Regions from separate parts of the Mus musculus genome. Here region 2 is linked to region 1. The links are chromatin loops, found by intact Hi-C in ENCODE. Cell type or tissue: heart. All regions are shown on one strand.

Evidence for each region. Peaks named below come from ENCODE experiments on the same cell type or tissue, not always from the same donor. Only the 100,000 strongest peaks of a DNase experiment are listed, where the experiment ranks them.
Region 2: it touches region 1 in a loop (3-fold over the local background); 5 of 42 quality-filtered maps call a loop at or near these places.

What each region holds. Positions count from the first base shown.
Region 1 is chr6:30,532,410-30,537,409 of GRCm38, reverse strand. No RefSeq gene overlaps it. Among named protein-coding and RNA genes, the nearest start is that of Cpa2, 6.7 kb to the left of the region's middle. In heart, a CTCF peak has its summit at 1,897 (motif pointing left); no DNase peak of the experiment used is centred here; H3K27ac peaks cover 686 bases.
Region 2 is chr6:31,030,602-31,035,601 of GRCm38, reverse strand. No RefSeq gene overlaps it. Among named protein-coding and RNA genes, the nearest start is that of Gm40359, 18 kb to the right of the region's middle. In heart, a CTCF peak has its summit at 2,370 (motif pointing right); no DNase peak of the experiment used is centred here; H3K27ac peaks cover 420 bases.

The DNA of each region.
Region 1 (5,000 bases):
AGCCATCTTACCAGCCCCCAGCTTTGAACTACTAATCCACCTCCTGAGTTCTGGGATTACAAGCACATGCCACCAAGCCATCTTTTAAAACACTATTTTTAAAAATGAGACGTCGTTTTATTGTTGATGTTGTTTTTGCCAGTCAGATTATTGAAGTTGTTAGGTCTTGCTGGGGTTTTGTTGTTATTGGTGTTGTTTAGTTAGTTGATTTGGTTTGGCTTTCTGTTTCTTGAGGGGAAAAAAAAGTGATGTATTACTGAGTTGGTGGAAGATTAGAGAGATTCTCTGGGGAAGAGTATACCCTGCTACATTTGCTTGAGTGAGCCCTGGCAACTCAAACCTAGAATCATCTATATCTGTACTTTGATGCCTACCATGCTACTTTAGGAACTTATTCTAAGAAAATCATTATAGTGACACAAAGATTGATTTAGGATTTATATTCATCCAATGATGAAAAAGTGGGCTAACTTAGTGTGTTCTAAGTAATAGTTTGTTAAATAAAGCAAAATGAGTCCACACTAACCAGAGCCGTGTTGATCATTAAAAATGCTGTGGGGAGCCGGGCGTGGTGGCACACGCCTTTAATCCCAGCACTCGGGAGGCAGAGGCAGGCGGATTTCTGAGTTCGAGGCCAGCCTGGTCTACAGAGTGAGTTCCAGGACAGCCAGGGCTACACAGAGAAACCCTGTCTCGAAAAACCAAAAAAAAAAAAAAAAAAAAAAAAATGCTGTGGGTAGGGTTGGCAACAATATAGATCTGGGTTAGACCAAGTGATTGGCATGTCTGAAGTCCATAGTTCAGTCCCTAGCATGTGCTCACACACACACAAATGTAGAAAGGACTAAGATTGGATGAAGAACTGGCTCAGTGATTAAGAGTTCAGACTTCTCTTGCTGAGGACCCACATGCACATTCTGGGATGTTCGCAACAGGCCGTAACACCAACTACCGGGATCTGTCACCTCTGGCTTTTGACCGCACAACAGTATATCACATACCGACATATAGACAAACATAATTATAATTTTTTTAAAAAAATTAGATGTTTAAAGTACTGAGAATTTTAAAGACATAAAAAGAAGTTCACAGAACATTTTCAAACAGCTTATGAAACAAAATACATACACAAAACGATGAGTACATATCTATAAGAAATACACTGAGCGCAGTGGTGGCGCTCACTCGCCTTTAATCCCGGCACTCAGTGGCAGAGGCAGGTGGATCTGAGTGCCAGCGAGAAACAATGTCTGATGTACAACTCAAGTTCCAAGACAGCCAAGGCTACAAAGAAAAACCCTATCTCGGAAAAAAGCAAAACAAAACAAGAAGAAGAAGAAGAAGAAAAAGAAGAAGAAGAAGAAGAAGAAGAAGAAGAAGAAGAAGAAGAAGAAGAAGAAGAAGAAAGAAGGAGGAGGAGGAGGAGGAGGAGGAGGAGGAGGAGGAGGAGGAGGAGGAGAAGGAGAAGGAGAAGGAGAAGGAGAAGGAGAAGGAGAAGGAGAAGGAGAAGGAGAAGGAGAAGGAGAAGGAGAAGGAGAAGGAGAAGGAGAAGGAGAAGGAGAAGGAGAAGGAGAAGGAGAAGAAGAAGAAGAAGAAGAAGAAGAAGAAGAAGAAGAAGAAGAAGAAGAAGAAGAAGAAGAAATATGATAAATGATTCGGTGATTGCCAAAACTCCCCTGTGGTAGACAGTAACTTTAACTTTCTTCATTTTTGTTATAACTTAGGTAAAAAGAAAAGGGCCAAACCTACCAACGTAATGCTAGAAGCCAAAAGTTGCCACAAGTACTTTCCAGCCTGGCTTTCATTTTGACCTGTGAGCTCCTGGTTTGGGTTCTACCCAACCTTTGATGCACCTGGCGGCTCTCTGCTGCCCCCTTCTGCTGCTACCTACAGACAACCATTGTCATTCCCGAAAGGTCCAGACTTCCACCCTCTCACCTCTTCCCAAGAAAGCCTTTTGCCATCCTGTAGCAAAAGGTCCAGTAGGCAAGTATGTGTGTGACTATATATGTGTATATATGCATATATACATATATATATAATCAATTGGGAAGAAAGACTATGTTACCTCCACAAAATCCTTTTTTAATTGCAGCTCCTAAAGTCCTCAGAGCTCAGGAACTACTTGCTTTCAGTAGGAAGCAAGTAAGGTCCCCTATATGGCAGTGAGATCTGACTTCTTCCCCTTCTCTTTCTCCATCGGTTCTTTACCCACAAGACAGTCAGTGTCTAGACCAGCAGTATCCAGAGGACGCGTTCTACACCTCTGCTGTCCGTGTGCTGGGCACCAAACATTTGGAATATGAATACGATTGTTTTTTTTTTTTTTTTTTTTTTTTTTTGGCCAAGGGGCTCACTTTTTAGCCAAGGCTAGTGTGGAACCCACTGTGTAACCCGCACTGACCTCAAACTCATGACAATCTTCCTGCCCAACCTTCCAAATACTAGGATTACGGTCATGAATCACCATACTTGGCTACTTTTTGCAAAATTGCTCTTATTGTAACTTAAATGGCACTGGCTGGCCTGGAACTTGCTATGTACCCCAAACTGGCCTTGAATGAGCACTTGCTGTTCTTCCAGAGGACACGATTTCGGTTCCTAGCACCCATAATAGACAACTCAAAACCTTCTGTAACTGCAGCTCCAGGGAGAGTCTAGTGACTTCTTCTGGCCTCCACAAATACAATTACATATGTGTTTGCAATAGATGTCTATTGAGCATCACTAGTTCAGATGGAAAAAAGATGTCTAAATAAAGTCTGTCAGCATCAAACATAACAGTTTCCTGGAAGTGTGTAGAAAAGTCTAAAGCATAAACAAAAGAGTAAGATTACCTCTTATAACAAGATGAGGGCGTTACTTCCCAAGGGAATAAAATAAATAATAATGATGGTAGTGGTGATGCTGATGATAACATCTCCAATTTCAGCCTGTTTTGATTAATTAAAACATTGGGTGAATGTAGTAGCACATGCCTATGATTCTAACACTTCGGAGGCTGAGGCAGGAGGATTTCTATGACTTCAAGGCCAACATGGGCTACATATTTAAAACAAAAGTGAAGACACTGCAGAGGGAACTGAGGACTTTAGAATATCCTAAGATAACAGTTCGGTCTGTATGAAAACATGGTTGAGCTGGCAGAGGGTCAGTGGGGAAAGGCGCTTGCCAAGGGAAGCCTGAATGCAGTCCCCAGAGCCCACATTCTAAAGTCGGATGCAGAAGTTAGCCTGCGACGCGTGTCACCGAGCTTCCCTGAGGTGTTAGCCTGGAGGGCCTCTGCCTTCACCCAGGTGGAAGAACAGAACAATTGCCAAAAGTTGTCCTCCGACCTCCATAAGTCTGCCATCGCTTGTGCTCTCTCTCTCTCTCTCTCTCTCTCTCTCGCTCGCTCTCTCGCTCTCTCTCCACACACACACACTACAATTATAATAACAATAATATATAAAATACATAAACAAAAAGAAAACATTATTGTTGTAATTATTATTATTTAGGTGTATGAATGTTTTGCCTGTGTGTGCACCACCTCCGAGCCTTTGCCCTCAGAGCCCCAGGGTTGTGAGCTGACCTGCAGGTTCTAGGAATTAAACCTGTGTTCTCTGGAAGCCCATGGCTCTTAACTGCTGAGCCAACTCTCTGTGCCTATAGACCATTATTAAGTATAGTATTTTATTGTACTGAGGAAGATGTCTCATTGTTTTCCAATCTGTGAATCGATACACTAATGTATTTACTAGTTTATGGCATCTAATTTTTCACTGCTTCAAGGAATAGCCATTAAAGAAAGTTTAATGCCTGCTGTTTTAGAGAGCTCTTTTGCACTAGGCCCCAGCTGATCAGACCAGATTAAAATGGAGTCACTCACGTGAGAGATATCATGCAACCAAACTGAACTTGGAAATGGGCCGGTTCTCAAAAAATAAAACAGGACTTCCTCACAGCCAATGCAAAGAGCCAGCGTGGTAATTCTTGTAGGGGGAGTGATTGATGGTGACCAGTCCACCTTTGACTGACAGTGAAGTCACCGTCATCCACACTTCTCTGTGTTTCAGGGATGCTACCCTACCACAAATCCTAGCTCAACCTCCATTTGCTGAAAATTTGCTTCCTAACAACATCTTTCTGCATGTTTCTCATATTTAGCTGTTCTATACCCAAAATGCTTTTCTCACAATAGTCAAACATTACTGAAAATGTGTCATGCAAAAAGTTGTCTATTGTCCCCACCTCAATCTGTACTCCATGATAACTAGCAGTTGGATTTTTTTATATATTTATATTTTTCTATGTAATCTTTTTCTATATATATCAGCCAGTTTATTTTATATGTAGGTGTGGGTGTGAGAGAATATCCCCAAATCTGGGAAAATCTGAAATTTGAAATACTTCTGGTTCCAAACATTTTGGAAAAAGACATGCAACTTGCACAATGAAAGAGTAGACAACCATTGAAAACAGAGAGAAAAGATAATTATGAATAGAAACTACGTCGTAGATTTGTTCATGCAAAAAAAAGTCTATTACTGAATAATGTGTGCTAATTGTAACTCATATAAGAGAAATATATTATATATTTACAGTTATCCCTGGCCATCCCAATCTACTTATATTCAAATTGAGATAGCAAGAGTTTAGATAGTGGATTCAGATGGTGACGGATGATATATTTTCTCAACATGTTTTGTTCCAAATTAGATAGCAAATACCAAGAGATTCAATTAGGAAAAAGTATCCCAAAATATTTATCCAAAGTCAGGTGTGGTGGCACACACTTTCATCCCAGCCCTTGGGAAGCCGAAGCAGACAAGATATCTGTGAGTTGGATTCCAGCCTCCTCTGCACGGTGAGATCCTGTTTCAAAAAACCAAAAAAGCCAGATGGTTAGTGGTGCTTGCCTTTAATGCCAGTACTTGGGAGGCAGAGGCAGGCAAGAACTCTGTGAGCATGAGGCCAGTATGGTCTTCAGAGTGAGTCTAGCACAGCCAAGGCCACAC
Region 2 (5,000 bases), 500 kb before region 1:
GAATTCCAAGCAAGCTGATATCAAATGCCAGAGGCTGGGGTGTGGACAGCAAGGTAGCAAAGAAGGCTCCCCCCAGTATCTGTCCCCTTGAAAAACTCCCCTTGGATAACTCTGCTCAGGACACCTTGGCACACTTTAAGGAGGGATGAGGTGAGAGGGCCCGCATGGAGCACAGACACTTTTGAGGGGAGGATGGGCAGCTTCACATCCCCACCCCTCCCCCTCAGCGTGAGGGGGGAAGAGGTGGATGAGCACCCAGCCTGGCTAAGAACAAGGCCCAGCCAAGAACCCTGGAGGGAGAAGCGAACTCCATAAAACTTAACTAGCAAAAAGGAGATAAATCTAAATGTAACTATGAGATAGAAAGCACTAAGGTTATAAAGTTATAAGAGAAGCGGAACACTTCATTAGTGAGTGCCCCGTGGCCAGCAATGTTACCCTGGGGTTACAGACGCAAGGAAACAAACTCAGTATGTCAGAGCCATGCTTACATTCCTATGATCACGGCTGCTCCAAGCAGTCCAGTGCAGACTGAGCCTGGTCCCTGGCGGCTGAGTGACAGGGAGGCGTACAGTGGATTGCTGTGCAGCCCAAAGCGAAAGGGATCCTGTCATTTGTCACAAGCTTGACCTGGAGGACATGATGCCAAGGGAAATAACCTAGACACAGTATAAACCCCGCAGTGTGCTCATTGATATGCAGAATCTACACGAGATGAAATCAGAGAAGCGGAGTATAGGATGGGGGTTGCTAGGAGCTGCGGAGTTGCTGGGGACATGGGAGCTGTTGGTTAAAAGATAGGAAGAAAGTTCTGGAGAGCCAGCCAACAGCATGACTACTATAGTCAATACTCTACTGTACATCAGAAATTTGCTGATAGCAGATCTTAAATATTCTCACCACACCTGCACAGATGTTTACTGTGATGGTAGATGATATGCTGCTAACTTGCTGAGGTGGTCATGCTGTCTGGCCACAGCCAAATTAAATTAGAAGTCAATGGTAAGAGAAGTGGAGAAACCCCATACATTAGGAGAACTTGAATTATTAACTCATAGAGGAAACCAAGTAAAGGTGTATATTACAGAAACCCCCATTTGTGGAATTATATAACTCTAACTATAAAATTTAAAAATTAAGCCATGGAACCTGGCATGGTGGAGCATACCTTTATAATCCCAGCACTCGGGAGGCGGAGGCAGGTGGAGTTCTGAGTTTGAGGCCAGCTTGGTCTACAAAATGAGTTCCTGGACAGCCAGGGCTATACAGAGAAACCCTGTCTCAAAAAAAAAAAAAAAAAAAAAATTAAGCCATGGAAGACAGACTATAGATTGTGTAAAAATGTATGCTTGATAGATAGATAGATCTGAACTAATTAAAGATTTCAATCAGAACTGAATTTACAGAGTGTATGCAAATTAGTAAAAGATAATCCAAATTAAAATACTCAAGCTATTTGGGAAACACTTGATAACGAGGATGGGGCGGTCAGTAAATACCTGAGAAGGCACTCGGTCTCATTATTCATCAGGGAGTTATGAGAAAAAACCACAGACAGGATACCACTTCACACCCCTTCGGATGCTGTTAAAAATAAAATAACCAGTTCACTCATTAACCACTGAGTCAGGGTTGAAACTGAGACCACTTTGGAAAATGTTTCAATAATTACCTTCTATAGGATGGAGGAATTCCACAGCACATCCCCAAGAGAAATGGAAGTCCATCTTCCGAAAATTACTTAGGCACATATTTATATATATTTATTCATAATAAACAAAGTCTAGAAATAACGAAATGTTCATCAGGCAAATAAGGAAACAGTGATATACTACTCCCCAGGGAGGTGGACCGGATTGGAAAGTTAAAGCAGGTTCTTGTTGTGCACAGCACAAATTAGTTATATATGGGGACAGTAGTTAAGTTTTTGTTTTTTTTTCTTTTGGTTTTATTATTATTTTTTTTAATCTTCAGTAGTCTTTGATGCAGCTTATATGAAGATAATTGTTGTTCTGTTAACTGAATACCACTCTGTAATTGAAAAAAGAAAGGAAGGAAGGGGGAGAGAGAGAGAGAGAGAGAGAGAGAGAGAGAGAGAGAGAGAGAGAGAGACACGGATTGCTGGTGTATACCACAGCATAGATAAGTCTTCAAAGGACATATTAGTCAGTTATCCAGAAAGGTGGGAAGAGACGTTGTATACATACGAATAGTTATAGATAACAGATAGGTAACTGACAGGAGTTGGAGAAAAGATGGGTGGGTGAGTCGATGTGATGTAGCTGATGTGGGTACAGACATAAAGAGAAAGCCAGAATTGGCTCATATAATGGCGACCGAGATGATATGTTGCCATATCCTCTGGTGGCCACAAGATGGCGACGTAGAGCTGCTGGCTCTAACTCAGCCTGAATCCAAAGGCTTGGAAAGCTGGGTGGGGGTGGGTAGCGTTGGCGCTGTAAGCCCTGGAGATGGCAGACCCAGGGAAAGGAAGCAGAGGCTGGCCTAGCTGAGAAAAAGAGGCAGCCTACCTCTGCACTTTTGTCCTATGTAAGCCTCAGGCCTGGATGACATCCACTACAACGGTGAGGACAGATCCCACCTACAGATCAAACTCAGTCGACCAATTTGATACTAATCTCTTGTAGGAATATCCTCATAGGCCCAGAGATCTTGTTTATGCTTTGGCCTGCCTTAACATAGTCAACCTGGCCTGTGAAATTACTGCCGTGTACAAGATAAATCAAGAAATCGGTCACAAACAGGGCTCACCCTGTGTAAGTCCTTTCCTACGAAGTTCACATGTAGGTAAGCTAATCTCTGGTGATGAAAATCAGAACAACTTCCGTGTGTGGGGAGAATTTACTAGAAAGTAGCACAAAGAAATTTTGGAAGATGATGAAAATATGTTCTATGTTGATTTGAGAGCTGTTTCATAGGTTGACACATTTGTCAAAAGTTATCAGTGTGTGTGTATATATATATATATATATATATATATACATGTCTGCATACTTCTTTGCATAAGCTCATTAAATCGGAATTTTAGGGCAGAGCAGATGGCTCTGTGTGTGAAAAGGACTTTGGTGCACAAATGTGAGGACCCGAGCTTAGATTGAGAAAGTCCATGAAACACTGGTACCATAGCACATCTACCGCAGGTGTGCCTCCTTTAAGATGGGAAGTGGAGACAGGAGAATCCTGGGATGCTCCAGCCAGCTAGCCTGGTGGATGAAAGCTGAGAACAGCTGATACTGTCCTGACCTCTACCCGCCCAGTGTGACACAGACATCTCTCTCTCTCTCTCTCTCTTTCTCTCTCTCTTTCTCTCTCTCTCTGCCTGCCTGTCTGTCTCCCCCACCCCCACCCCACACACACATTTAGAAAAAGTGTTTTTAAAGTAATTTTTGGAATTGAATCTTAAATTCGATCACAAATATTATTACATTAATTCTTATTTCTATAATTCTTCTGCATGGTTATCAGTGAAGCCACATGTAACCAGGGGTATATGTACCCAGGTCTTCTAAAGCTTGAGTGTAATTTTAAAGGCTTATTGTGATCAATAGGACCTAATTCACAAATGTAAATTAGGTGAGAATATGATTTAAAATTATAAACATTATCATAATATTTTTGAAGAAGCTGACAAATATCACCAGCATTGCCCTTAAAAAAATTCTGGCTTAAGCCCTGTTTTTCCTGTGTTTTGGCCACATGACATTTGATCACTGGTTCATATAACAGCAACTTTATAGTGTTTTCTCCAGAAAGATAACTCACTCTTCTGGTATAGCTAGTACAATTTTCGTTGTTTTTGAGCCAAGAGTCTCACTGTGTGTAGCCCTGGCTGGCCTGGAACTCACTACAAAGACTAAGCTCGTGATTCCCCTGCCTCCGACTTCTGGATGCTCAGATCATAGGTGCACACCACCTCACCCAGCTGGAAAAAACTGTTTTATGATTCCTTGTTGGACTGCATAAGAGGAACAACTTTGCCCACAGGAACCGTTGTGAGCGTGCTATGGGCCCTGTAGAAATTCTTTCATGGGATTCCTATACAAGTGCACAGTAGTATTTACAATTGCGTGTGCTACATTATGGAGTCTGATAAAGGAGCCCTTTTATTTTGGTTAGATATGTCGCATCCTGAGCTTCCCATTGTCTTTGTCTAACAAGGTATGTCAGAGTTCCCTGTGGACCGGCATTTGCTGTTGGCATCTCTACCAACATCATTATGGTGCTGGGCACACACTCTTACCATAACATGACCACCAGTCCACACCTCTATGCCAGCGTGTGGGGTTGAGGTATGAATGGTGCCAGGATTATTGAAAGCTGTTCCTGCACCGGGCCCCCTTGCGGTAACAGTTCCACAGAAGTGATGGTAAGCAGATTCCTCCTGTTAACCCCAAACTACAAGAATCCCAAGCTCTGCCCCTCCGGCTCCCCCCCCCAACCAAACCCAAGTCATGCCCAACGCCACCTAACAGAACCCAGCCTCAGAAAGCTTATGACCAAGAGACATCTGATAAAGAGGTTCCGATAAATGTCACACTACTCCAAACTTTACAGCACTGTGACATTTTTTAAGACACATTTCTAGGTCTCTTCAAGGAGCCTGGGAAAGAGCTTGTGCATGTGGGTGGTCCTGAAGATGCCTTTCATTAAATGGGTTTCTGTCTCTAATCCTGTGCCACTTGTAGAGCAGACATGCCTCTCGTTCCAGTCATGCAGAAGCTGCAGCCTGCTCCTTTTTCTTAAAAACAAAACAAAAAACCCCAGAAATGTGTGTGTGTGTGTGTGTGTGTGTGCGTGTGTGTGAGAGAAGATACCTAGTTCTTTTAAAATTAAGAATGAGCAAGTCTTCTAACACATTCCAAACCTCAAATTTACCCCACAATTAATAATCCTGAGGATGCCAAAGAAAGAAAATCCCCATGCAGAAAGTGAAACAAGTTGTTCTGCAGAGACCCCTGCGGGAGACGGTGAGCTTACTT